Regions from separate parts of the Homo sapiens genome. Here region 1 is linked to region 2. A link is a loop called in an ENCODE intact Hi-C map of the cell type or tissue named here. Cell type or tissue: GM12878. All regions are shown on one strand. Links, peaks and the distances in the headings refer to the core of each region. The heading gives the core; the rest is flanking DNA.

Region 1 (5,383 bases), core at 151-5,150, 85 kb before region 2:
GAGGCTGGGTAATTTATAAAGGAAAGAGTTTTAATTGACTCACAGTTCCACACGGCTGGGGATGCCTCACAATCATTGTGGAAGGTGAATGAGGAACAAAGTAAAGTCTTACCCGGCGACAGGCAAGACAGTGTGTGCACGGGAACTCCCATTTATAAAACCATCAGATCTCGCGAGACTTATTCACTGCCACGAGAATGGCATGAGTGAAACAGCCACCAAGATTCAATTATCTCCACCTGGCCCTGCCCTTGATATGTGGGGATTATTACAATTCAATGTAAGATTTGGGTGGAGACACAGCCAAACCATATCAGAACAGTAAAATGAGACAAGAAAAATTCTGGAGGAGAGCTGTAAATAAAAATTCTACTTTGGTCACAGTAAGTTTGAGGTGTTTATTTAATAGGGAGAAGTAAGAGGGGAATTATAAGACTTGGACATCATCAGCATATAAATAGCATTTAAAGTCATAGGATGAATAATATTACTGAGAGAATGTGTCAATAGAGAAGAGTATCTAGGACTGATCCCACTGACTCTACATTGATGTTGTATTGTTACTCTCTCAATAAGCCTTCAGTGATTTTCCTTGTTTATTTATTTATTTGAGAAAGGGCTCACTCTGGTGCCCAGCCTAGAGTGCAATGGTGTGATCATAGCTCACTGCAGCCTTGAACTCCTGGGCTCAAGCAATCCTTCCACCTCAGCCTCCCAAGTAGCTGGGTCAGTGGTTATTTTTGTTTAAGTAATGTAGTTAAAATCGATATTGGTAAGGTGAGAATAATAATACTGCATACAGTTATTGCAAGGAGCAAATGAGGAATATGTAAAATATCTAACACATTGCCTGGCGGAGTAGGAAATCGATAAAATATGACCTTTTTTTCCCCTATTTCCTTCCTTGGTAAGAGTGGACTCTGCAGTAAATTGCAATAGAACTAAAATCTCTCTATTGGCTCAGATGTCTTTACACAGAGAAAGTCTTAAGAATCATCTGCCTCTGCATTTCCAAAAGGAGATTCTTCCTATAGGATATTAACAGTTTTCCATTTCTATCTGGTTGAGCCTGAGTTAATAAAGTTGAATAGATTTATTAAATGCAGACCTTCATAGAGACCTCTAAGGGACAAAAATTGTGTGCTGTATTTGCCAACTTCCACACAAGCTAGAGAAATTGTCCACAGACCACAATTTAGGAAAGCATTGATTTACTCCAAGCCCCTATTTTACATAAGAGAAAACTGAGGCCAAGGGAGATAAGGTAACTTGAGTAAAGTTCTACCACTAGTAAAGTGTTCTGACACCAAACTTGGAGCTCTTTTTTCTAGAATATTCCATCACTATGATGTCGCTTATTATTACTAACACTACCCCAACTTTCCAACAGCCTTTCCGTCTGAGTAGCCTACTTCAGCTCTTTTCCTAAAAGCTGAGTTTACGAGGCATCTATATGGGGCTTTCAGGTAGATAAGATGCCTAGAGAAAGCAGCCAAGTGCCTCTATTTGTCTGAAATAGAACCCCTGTGGTTTATGAAGAGTTGCCTACATAAGAATGACTTTGTTACATATTCATAATATGGAGTAAGAGATAGAGTTTTTCCTTTTTTTTGGAAAAAAAAAAGCACAAACTGAGTAATCAAACTGTTACCGTATTTATGGCCTCATCTCCAATAATACGTGGGACCTTGGATCCATTCACCTGAGGTAAAATCTCTGAACTTTCATTTGTCTGCCTGTTATTAAGAAAGGCAGTAAAATGGAAGTTAATATTTGCTAAACCTTTGACCTATAATGCAGTTTCTAAATCAGCAGAAAGTATCTTTGTAGAGTTAAGCAGGAAAGAGAAAAAACAGAGCTTTGCCAAGTGCCTTTTCTCATCACCATTTCGCAGAGAAGAAAACTGGATAACACAGGCAGTAAACCCTCAGCATGTCCAAGGGCCCTTAACATGTTAGGCAAAAGGCAAGATTGGAAGCCAGGTTTGTCTCACATTAAAGGTGTATTGCCCCTTCAGTGAAAAAACCTGGAGTGCAGTCATTAGAATGGTGAGAAGAAGGGCTTCCCATAGACCTGAGAAGAGTTGGGTGGTGAGTACTACTCTCAACTTTGCCTGGTGACCATGGAGGGAAGTGGAAGTACGGAAGGGGAAGTGGGAGATGAAGTGGGATTGTAGTGGCAACAGTTTGTAGGACTAACAATACAATTTTTAGATCTTTAATAGATGTCATCTACCCTACCCTAAAGCTACCTTTCCTATTCTCATGATAGCAGACCTCTAAAGCATATCAGACTTTGATCCCAGGAAGATCCACTGTATTGCCTAAGTTCATCCTGCTGACCTACTGAACCTGAAGACCCTCTCAAAATTACCCTCATTTAGCTCAAGTGGTTGGCAACAGTTAAAACATAATTGCCCCTGGAGCTATTATCATCTTACTGCATTAGTGATATGAATATAGGATCTGAAGCAGTTAGCTATTGCTGTGTAGAAATCCATCTCAAAACCTCAGTTGGAAACAATTATTTATTATTTTTTATGAGTCTACAGGTGTTCAGGTAGTTCTGTTGATCTACATCAGTTAGATTTTGGCTGGGCTCACTACTGTGTCTGTGGGGACTTGGCAGGTCACTGGGGAGCCGGGTGGTCTACGACAGCCTGAATGACTCAGCTCTGTGCCATGTGGTCTCATGTGGAGGATACCTCTAATTCAGTCGTGTAGTCATAGTGACCACAGGGAAGGAGTAGAAACCCACGAAGCTTCTTGAGGTCTAGACTCAGAACTGTCACAGTATCACTTCTGCCACATTTTATTAGCCAAAGCAAGTAACAAGACCAGTCCAAGTTAGAGTAGGTAGAAATTACAAAGCTATAAGGCAAAGGCTATGGATATATAGAGGCCATTAATGTAGCTGGGATTATCAATGCATTCAATCTAACACAACCTGAGGGCAAATTTTAATTGAAAGAATAGGAAAGGGGCTGGACGTAGTGGTTCACACCTGTAATCCCAGCACTTTGGGAGGCTGAGGTGGGCAGATTTCTTGAGGTCAGGAGTTCGAGACCAGCCTGGCCAACATGGCAAAACCCCATCTCTACTAAAAATACAAAAATTAGCCAGGTGTGGTGGTCCATGCCTGTAATTTCAGCTACTCGGGAGTCTGAGGCAGAGGTTGCAGTGAGCCGAGATTGTGCCACTGCACTCCAGCTAGGTGACAGAACAGGACTCCGTCTCAAAGAAAAAAAAAAGGAAGGAAAGGAAAGGATAGAGAATATAAGTTGTTTGCATTCTAAATAATCTCTTGCATAGATCTCTCTTGTTCTATTACCTAGTTTTGAACTCAAGCAAATTGTACTCTTCTTTCTCATTTGTAAATCTTTATCTTAGTATATCCTATGCAAGTAAATCATCTCCAAATGTACACTTTGTTTTGCAATGGTCTTAGATTAAAGTGAATTAAGTACCTAAAACTATTTAATTATTTGAGTTCAGCCAATCAGATTTTTGTCTGATACAGAGTGAAAAAAAAGAAAGAAAAACTTTAATGCCATTTCATTATTATTCTAATTAATGAGCAACTTTACTGTCTGCATTAGTGACACGGTAGAACAGCTAAAAAGAAGGAAGTTTGAGTAAGTTCAGCTTCTCTGTGAATTTGCTTTCCAGCATGACAGGTTTATCATCAGTAAATATTCATTGAGTCCCCACAGTGAGAAAAGAATCATGATGAGTATGACACAAAACATATTCTAAAGAGAAATATATATTCCGATTACAGAATGCACATATGAGACACGGGTGATAAGACATTGATCATGCCATTCAATAGTGAATATCAAAGTTGTGTTAGGTTTGTTTAATTTATGTAATGAATAGGCATGAACTTGTAGGACAACTGAGGACCATTTGGGGTGAATTATGGTAGAGCCTTTGAGGTAACACACAATCACTGTCTTCTAAAGTGAAGAAAGGCATCAGGATTGCGGAAAGACATACGTCATCATGAGTAAAGGGTCAGTGATGTGACTCCAAGTCAACATCAAGATAAGATGAAGCTCTTAAGGCAAAGACGTAACATTATCTTAAAGGTCACATTGAATGTTTCTGTGGTCATTTGCTTTCTCACACATGTGGGTTTCAAGTGCGGCTGGTGCCATCCCTCTGAGCAGACGCTGAAAGAGAAAACTTCTGAGATAGCACTTGTGAGCGAAAAGCACACCAACTGGCTCAAAGAGCTGTGGTTGGGCAGATCTGGTGTAAATACAAAGTTCCTTCCCGACATTTCCCAGAGTTTCTTGAAGATCACCTGGCCTCTAGAAGATGACAAGGAGACAGCAAGTCCTACAAGCAAAAAGGAGCATTCAGCAAACATTCCAAGCACAGCTTATGCCCTGGAAGAGTATGTTCCACGGGAGAGAAGTGAAGCCAGTGGGTCCGGACCTGGAACTGTAAGTGACAGGTCTCAGACCTGGAAAAACCATTTGGGAGTGGAGTGTGGCTTCTGTGGTTTAAAAGGCCTTTTTGGTATCTTAAGGACAGAGTGTCTCCACATGGAGAATGTCTTTGATTGCCCACTGGGGGAGTTTTCCTTGTTTATCATCAGGGTCTTGAGTAAAAGCAAGAATTATCCCACATACTGTAATGTCCTCAGAAACCCCTGATACAAGTACATTTTGCTTATAGGTGTATTGCACAAAACTGGAAGTTTGAGGTTTGTCATGTCACTCAAGCTGAAAGGGGAATTCAAGTGGAGACAGCAGTGAGCAATGCTAGGAGTGGCTTGAAAGATACAGTTGCAATCTAAGACTCTATGTGTTCGGGAGAACTCAGTATTTGCCATTTCAGCTCAGGAAAACTAGGATTATAAGATATTTGCATGAAGTCACACTTGCCATGTCAACTCTCTACATTTTGGTTTTAGGTTCCTTTTAACCTAGAAAGGTAGGTTTGGGTTTGGGTTAGGTTTTATGAGCTCCTTGTAAGCAGGCACTATGGGTTAGCTTTTTGGTTTTTTAGGTTTTGCTTTGCTTTTTACTTTAAATTTTGTACAACTGCTAGCAGAGTAACAAGTATATGTAGAGATATTTAATTTGTTTAAAAATTCCTCTATTATTCTGACTATAATTGCTTTAAAATCCCTCAAATAATCCTATCTTCAAAGAATAAATAATTGTATTGAAGGGTTGTTAGGCTTAGCCCAGAGCTAGGGCAATAAATAGAATGTCTTCAGAAAGACATGTGAAGGGTACACATAAACACTGTGAAGAAAAACACTGTCTGTGAGGCATGATGGGAACTGAAAACATAACATAAAATATAAATGGGTGGGAAGATTAGGATCTCTAGTTTCCTTTCAGACTGGGCTTTGGATTCTACAAACC
Region 2 (5,383 bases), core at 74-5,073:
CCCTACTTTGTAGAGGAGATAGATACCTTTTAGACATTAAAATACTGTTAGCTGGGTTTATCTGAAATGTAACAGCATGAAGACAACTTTGTAATGTTGTAATCATTGTCCCTCAAATTAAGTCTCACATCAAACTGTGAAATTAGGTACACAGATGCATGTAGGCTCTGGGCTATGGATTGCTCCAAACTACAGACTGGGTCCTCATTGGCGCTGCAGAGGAAAGCAGGCTGTTTGCAACTGCTTTCAGGATTGACTCAGGGCCCCCGTCCTCTACTTTGTCACCTTCACACTGTTTCAGTGGTTATCTTCCTTGCCTTTTATAGCCTGAAAACTATGCAGGTGCTCAAAGGACAATCAGTAGGCTTCCAGCCTTTCTCCTCTTCTTCCCATATTCCTTCTCTTTATTTAGGCCATTTGATCATGCCATACAAGGGAGAACTATAAATAATAATGCTGGCACACAGCAACATTTCACAATTACCACTGCAATGGCTAGTCCTGGTATAAGTTTTTTTTTGCTAAAACAGATAATATAGTTTTAATTCTAATAAGCAGAGCTCCCCCAATGAGGATTTTTTTAGGAATATAGGAACCAGCTCGTTAGAGGCTCTTGATAAAATATACTTCTGAATTGCAGGCATTTCAATGGTAAACAGGAGACAGAACCTACCTGATAATTGTGACAACCTTAGATGGTCATAGGATTATATCTGCTGAAATCTCTGTTTCCTCGCGTTAAAAATTTTCAAATCAAATCAAAACACTTTTTTTCTGGCTAAAACACATTTTTAAGCCTTGTCTTAGTGTATTTATGCATACCTTTTTATGTAAAAAATCTATGAATGTTACTAAAGTCTCACAATGTCCTAAGAAGGAATTATTATTCCTAATATGCCTATGAAGATACTTCAACAAGAAGGCTAACTATCCCACTGAATACTAGATAAAACAAAAGCAAAAACAGATAGGATTTGAATTCAGCACATTCACCCACTAACTCCTAATCTCATCTTCACGTTCTTCACCTGAATATTTACATCAGTCATAATTTTGAAGCAAACTCATTCAAACCCCTCCCTAAAATGCTTTTTCTTTTCTTTTTTTTCTTTTTTTTTTTTTGTGAGATGGAGTCTCACTCTGCCACCCAGGCTGGAGTGTAATGGTGTGATGTGGGCTCACTGCAACCTCTGCCTCTCAGGTTCAAGCAATTCTCCTGCCTCAGCCTCCCTAGTAGCCTGGGATTACAGGCGCCCACCACCACACCCAGCTAGTTTTTGTATTTTTAGTAGAGATGGGGTTTCACCATGTTGGCCAGGCTAGTCTCAAACTCCCAACCTCAAATGATCCACCCGCCTTGGCCTCCCAAAGTGCTGGGATTACAGGCGTGAGCGACCGCGCCTGGCCTAAAATGCTTTTCCTAATGTGTATTTACATGTATGCATTATAAAACTTCTAGATTTTTCTGTGAGCCCCCTGCTTAAAATCCGTCTGTAAATATTTCCTTGAAATCTGGTCTAGTTTAAGGTACCACGTACAACTGGTGTCTCTAAATTAAATGTGGTCTCTATTACTTCTCTTCTTTAAAGATTTTTTTTAATTAAAATCTATGATTCTACAAAGCTCATTGTAGAAACCTTGACAAACACAGATCATAGCAAAAAATAAAATTAAAAAAAACCAGTAATTTCATTTCCCAAAGAAAACTCAGATGTGGCCCATATTTTGATTTTGGATAATGTATCTAACTAATCATCCAAAATCCGAATTACTAAGTATTTGGAAACTTCTTTCCTGAAGTAGCATTACAGATTGATCATTAATGGGGATTGTTTTTCCCCATTATCTATCAGTAGTACTGATAAATTTACCACTCTCTCCCAGCCCTCCTTAGAAGATTGCTGGATGAAAGTAACAATAGTAATTGACTCGCTTCCCAGTTGGCCCAGTAGTCTTGGCTTGGTTGACACTCAGCTCAGTAGTCCCAAGATTTTGGTGGGTATAAGATTTAAGTTTTTAAAAGGTCTGAAGTAGACCTAAGAAGTGCATTTTTACAAGTCCCATGCCTAAATCGTTCTGACATAGAAAGTTCTTAGGCCACAGTTTGAGAACCTCTAGTTTATGGAATTCACAGACTGATCTTTCAGAAACTGTATGGCTCAGGCGCACCTGAAATGACTTTTAATGGAAGAGAGGAAAATTCTTCAGCCTTATTTATATTCTCACTTCTAGTTTTAGTAAGTGTTGTTTCAGTCTGTGTATTTCTCTGCAGAGCCAGTGTCCTATTAACTAGTTAAAAGAAAACAGGACCCCTGCAGACAAAACCCTGAGGCTTCAGAGTCCTCCCACATCCTCTTTCATGTCTCCCTTCCTTTGTCTCTTCAAAGACATCTTTGCCCAGTCACCTTCTGCTCTCCCCACAGAGATGTTGACATTGAACTTTCCTGGACAATAGTTTTCTGTCTTTTCTCAGTAAAACTGGCTTTCTCTCAGCTGTGATGGAAAGACTCCATCAGTGACTTCATGCATGCATGTTGTTATATGCATAACAGAAAACAATGAGCTGTAAAACATACAGAGGCCAGCTGGGTGCTGTGGGTCATGCCTGTAATCCCAACACTTTGGGAGGCTGAGGCAGGTGGATCGCCTGAGGTCAAGAGTTCGAGACCAGCCTGGCCAACATAGTGAAACGCTGTCTCTACTAAAAAATACCAAAAATTAGCTGGACGTGGTGGTGGGCGCCTGTAATCCCAGCTACTAGGGAGGCTGAGGCAGGAGAATCACTTGAACCCAGGAGGCAGAGGTTGCAGTGAGCCAAGATCACGCCATTGCCCACCAGCCTGGGCAAGAAGAGTGAAACTCCATCTCAAAAAAAAAAAAGAGAGAGGCCTTCCAGCACTCCACCACCACTAATACCACCACCACCACCAGTCCTGGCCTACCTTTTCCAAAGAAGATTATTCCAAGAAAAAAACAGGTGGAGCACACTGTGGTAGGGGCCAGGGTGGTGGCAAGAGAATTTATGGAATTTAAGGACAAGAGCCCTTTCCATTATCCCCCACTACTGAGCAAACCATACTGTGCAGATGTCTGTCTGCCTTAAGAACAAGCTGGCCTTCTAGCTTAGAAAAGACCTTTCTTCCGTGCCCTCTCTAAGGTAACTTGCCTATTTGGTATCTGAAGCCATTCAAGGAGATGTTATGAATTATTGTTTTGTAAAAGCCATTTTTTATGAACTGAATTCCGCAGATTTTTTGTTCTAAGAATTGGCAAGAACCTTTTGCAAAGATAAGGGGACAGGTGCCCTTTGAAGTATATGTTTATGATTGATCAATTCAGAGAATCTAATACTTTTGAGAGCTGATTTTTGTACCTAGAATTCCATATTTTGTTTCAAACGTACTGCTCATTTTTTAGATCTATACAGAATTGTTACAAACCTTGTAAAGTCTCCAAGATAAATGAGGATGTTCATATGAAAACCCAGACAATCTTTTCTTTTCTTCTCCTCTTCAACTTTTATTTGTAGTTCCAGGGTATATGTGCAGGATGTGCAGGTTTGTTACATAGGTAGACGGGTGCCATGGTGGTTTGCTGCACAGATCAACCCATTGCCTAGGTATTAAGTCCAGCATCCATTAGCTATTCTTCCTGGTGCTCTCCCTCCCACCTCTCCTGACAGGGCTTAGTGTGTGTTGTTCCCCTCCCTGTGTGCATGTGTTCTCATCGTTCAACCTCCACTTAAGAGTGAGAACATACGGTGTTTGATTTTCTTTTCCTGCATTAGTTGGCCGAGAATGATGGCTTCCAGCTCCATCCATGTTCCTGCAAAGGACATGATCTCAGTCTTTTTTATGGATGCGTAGTATTCCATGGTGTATATTTACCACATTTTCTTTATCCACTCTATAATTGATGGGCATTTGGGTTGATTCCATGACTTTGCTATTGTGAATAATGCTGCAGTGAACATACTTGTGCCTGTATCTTTATAACAGAATGATTTCTGTTCCTTTGGGTACATACCCAGTAATGGGATTACTGGGTCAAATGGTATTTTTGCCTCTGGGTCTTTAAGGAATTGCCACACTCTCTTCCACAATAATTGAACTAATTTACACTCCCACCAACAATGTAAAAGTGTTCCTTTTTCTCTGCAGCCTTGCCAGCATCTGTTTTTTCTTCACTTTTTAATAATCGCCATTCACTGGTGTGAGATGGTATCTCATTGTGGTTTTGATTTGTATTTCTCTAATGATCAGTGATGTTGAGCTTTTTTTCATATGAAAAATCCAGACAATCTTGAGGGCCAGCACAGCCTGAGGACTTGCTGACACAAAGTATTGACGGGCCAGAGGAAGTGGGCAGCCTGGATATCACATCACCCCATGTCTGCTGCTGCTCAGGTTTCTCTCACTGTCTCTTGGGTATGTGGTGGGGAGTGGGGGGTGAGGAGGGGGTGGGAGGGCAGATTAAAGAGAAGCAGCTGCAGCCTGAGGCACAGACAGGATGCAGAGTGACTCCATCATCCCACCTAGAGTCATGGACACCACCCACTTTGATACATTCTGTTCACAACCATAATTCCTTTCATGCTGATTCGTGTCATTGGGAATCTCTCTTCTTCAGCTTCAAGAGAGCCGAATCTGACTCAGGTGTTGAGATTGGGGAATGGCATTTCCATTTCTTCCTCTCTCCAGTATAGCCAGAGCAGGAAGGGCAAGAGAAAAGGGGTCCTGGTACCTGGTGATGTCAAAGTAGGCAGCTCCTACTGCTGTGCTAGCAAGAGCCATGTGGACTAGTGTGAGAACAGGAACTCTCCCAAGTCCCCTACTGGGTAACCAGATACCCAACAGTGTGCCTAGAGATGCTTTAGTCCACTCCAATCCTAAATACTACTACATTGTGCTAATAGTTTCCCTGAAAAACAGCCATATTTCACTCATTTTTTTAAAAATCAATTACAATTTTTAGCCTTAAGGTTTGATATTGGTATTGTGTTTATTTTTTCAAAGAATCTTTATCTTGTAGAGTTATACACTGCAATAGTTACAGATGAAAAGATAGTGTGGTCTGGGATTTGTCTCAAAACCAGTAGGAGGTAGGAGTGGTGGGCTACAGGTATATAGATGAAACAAGATTGCCTTGTTTATACTATTCTATCTACTTTGTACCTGTTTTCTATGTTATAAAATGTTCATAGTAAGTGGTTTAAACTTCAAAAATCATTTCTGAAAATAAGTGGATACCCTTATTTACTCAGCTGTGCTATAAATTTCATATTAACCCCCCAAAACTAGACCAGTCTGAGTGTTTCTAATAAAATCCAGCAGTAACCGTGACTGATTTTAAAACATTCACTGCTTCTCTTATCTACAATGCC

Evidence for each region. A loop is a pair of places that touch in the nucleus more often than their neighbours do. Peaks named below come from ENCODE experiments on the same cell type or tissue, not always from the same donor. Only the 100,000 strongest peaks of a DNase experiment are listed, where the experiment ranks them.
Region 1: a loop joins it to region 2, with 5 times the contacts of the local background. A loop is called at or near these places in 7 of 110 quality-filtered maps.

What each region holds. Positions count from the first base shown.
Region 1 is chr5:126,356,010-126,361,392 of GRCh38, forward strand. The region is part of intron 1 of LOC124901056 (a long non-coding RNA gene); the gene reads right to left. It also overlaps a transcript of GRAMD2B not described here. Among named protein-coding and RNA genes, the nearest start is that of GRAMD2B, 65 kb to the right of the region's middle. RefSeq lists an enhancer at 3,424-4,623. In GM12878, for the core only: no CTCF peak of the experiment used is centred there; DNase peaks (open chromatin) are centred at 2,732, 4,072 and 4,762.
Region 2 is chr5:126,441,185-126,446,567 of GRCh38, forward strand. The region is part of intron 1 of GRAMD2B (GRAM domain containing 2B); the gene reads left to right. Among named protein-coding and RNA genes, the nearest start is that of GRAMD2B, 20 kb to the left of the region's middle. RefSeq lists an enhancer at 3,642-4,841. In GM12878, for the core only: no CTCF peak of the experiment used is centred there; a DNase peak (open chromatin) is centred at 2,367; H3K27ac peaks cover 966 bases.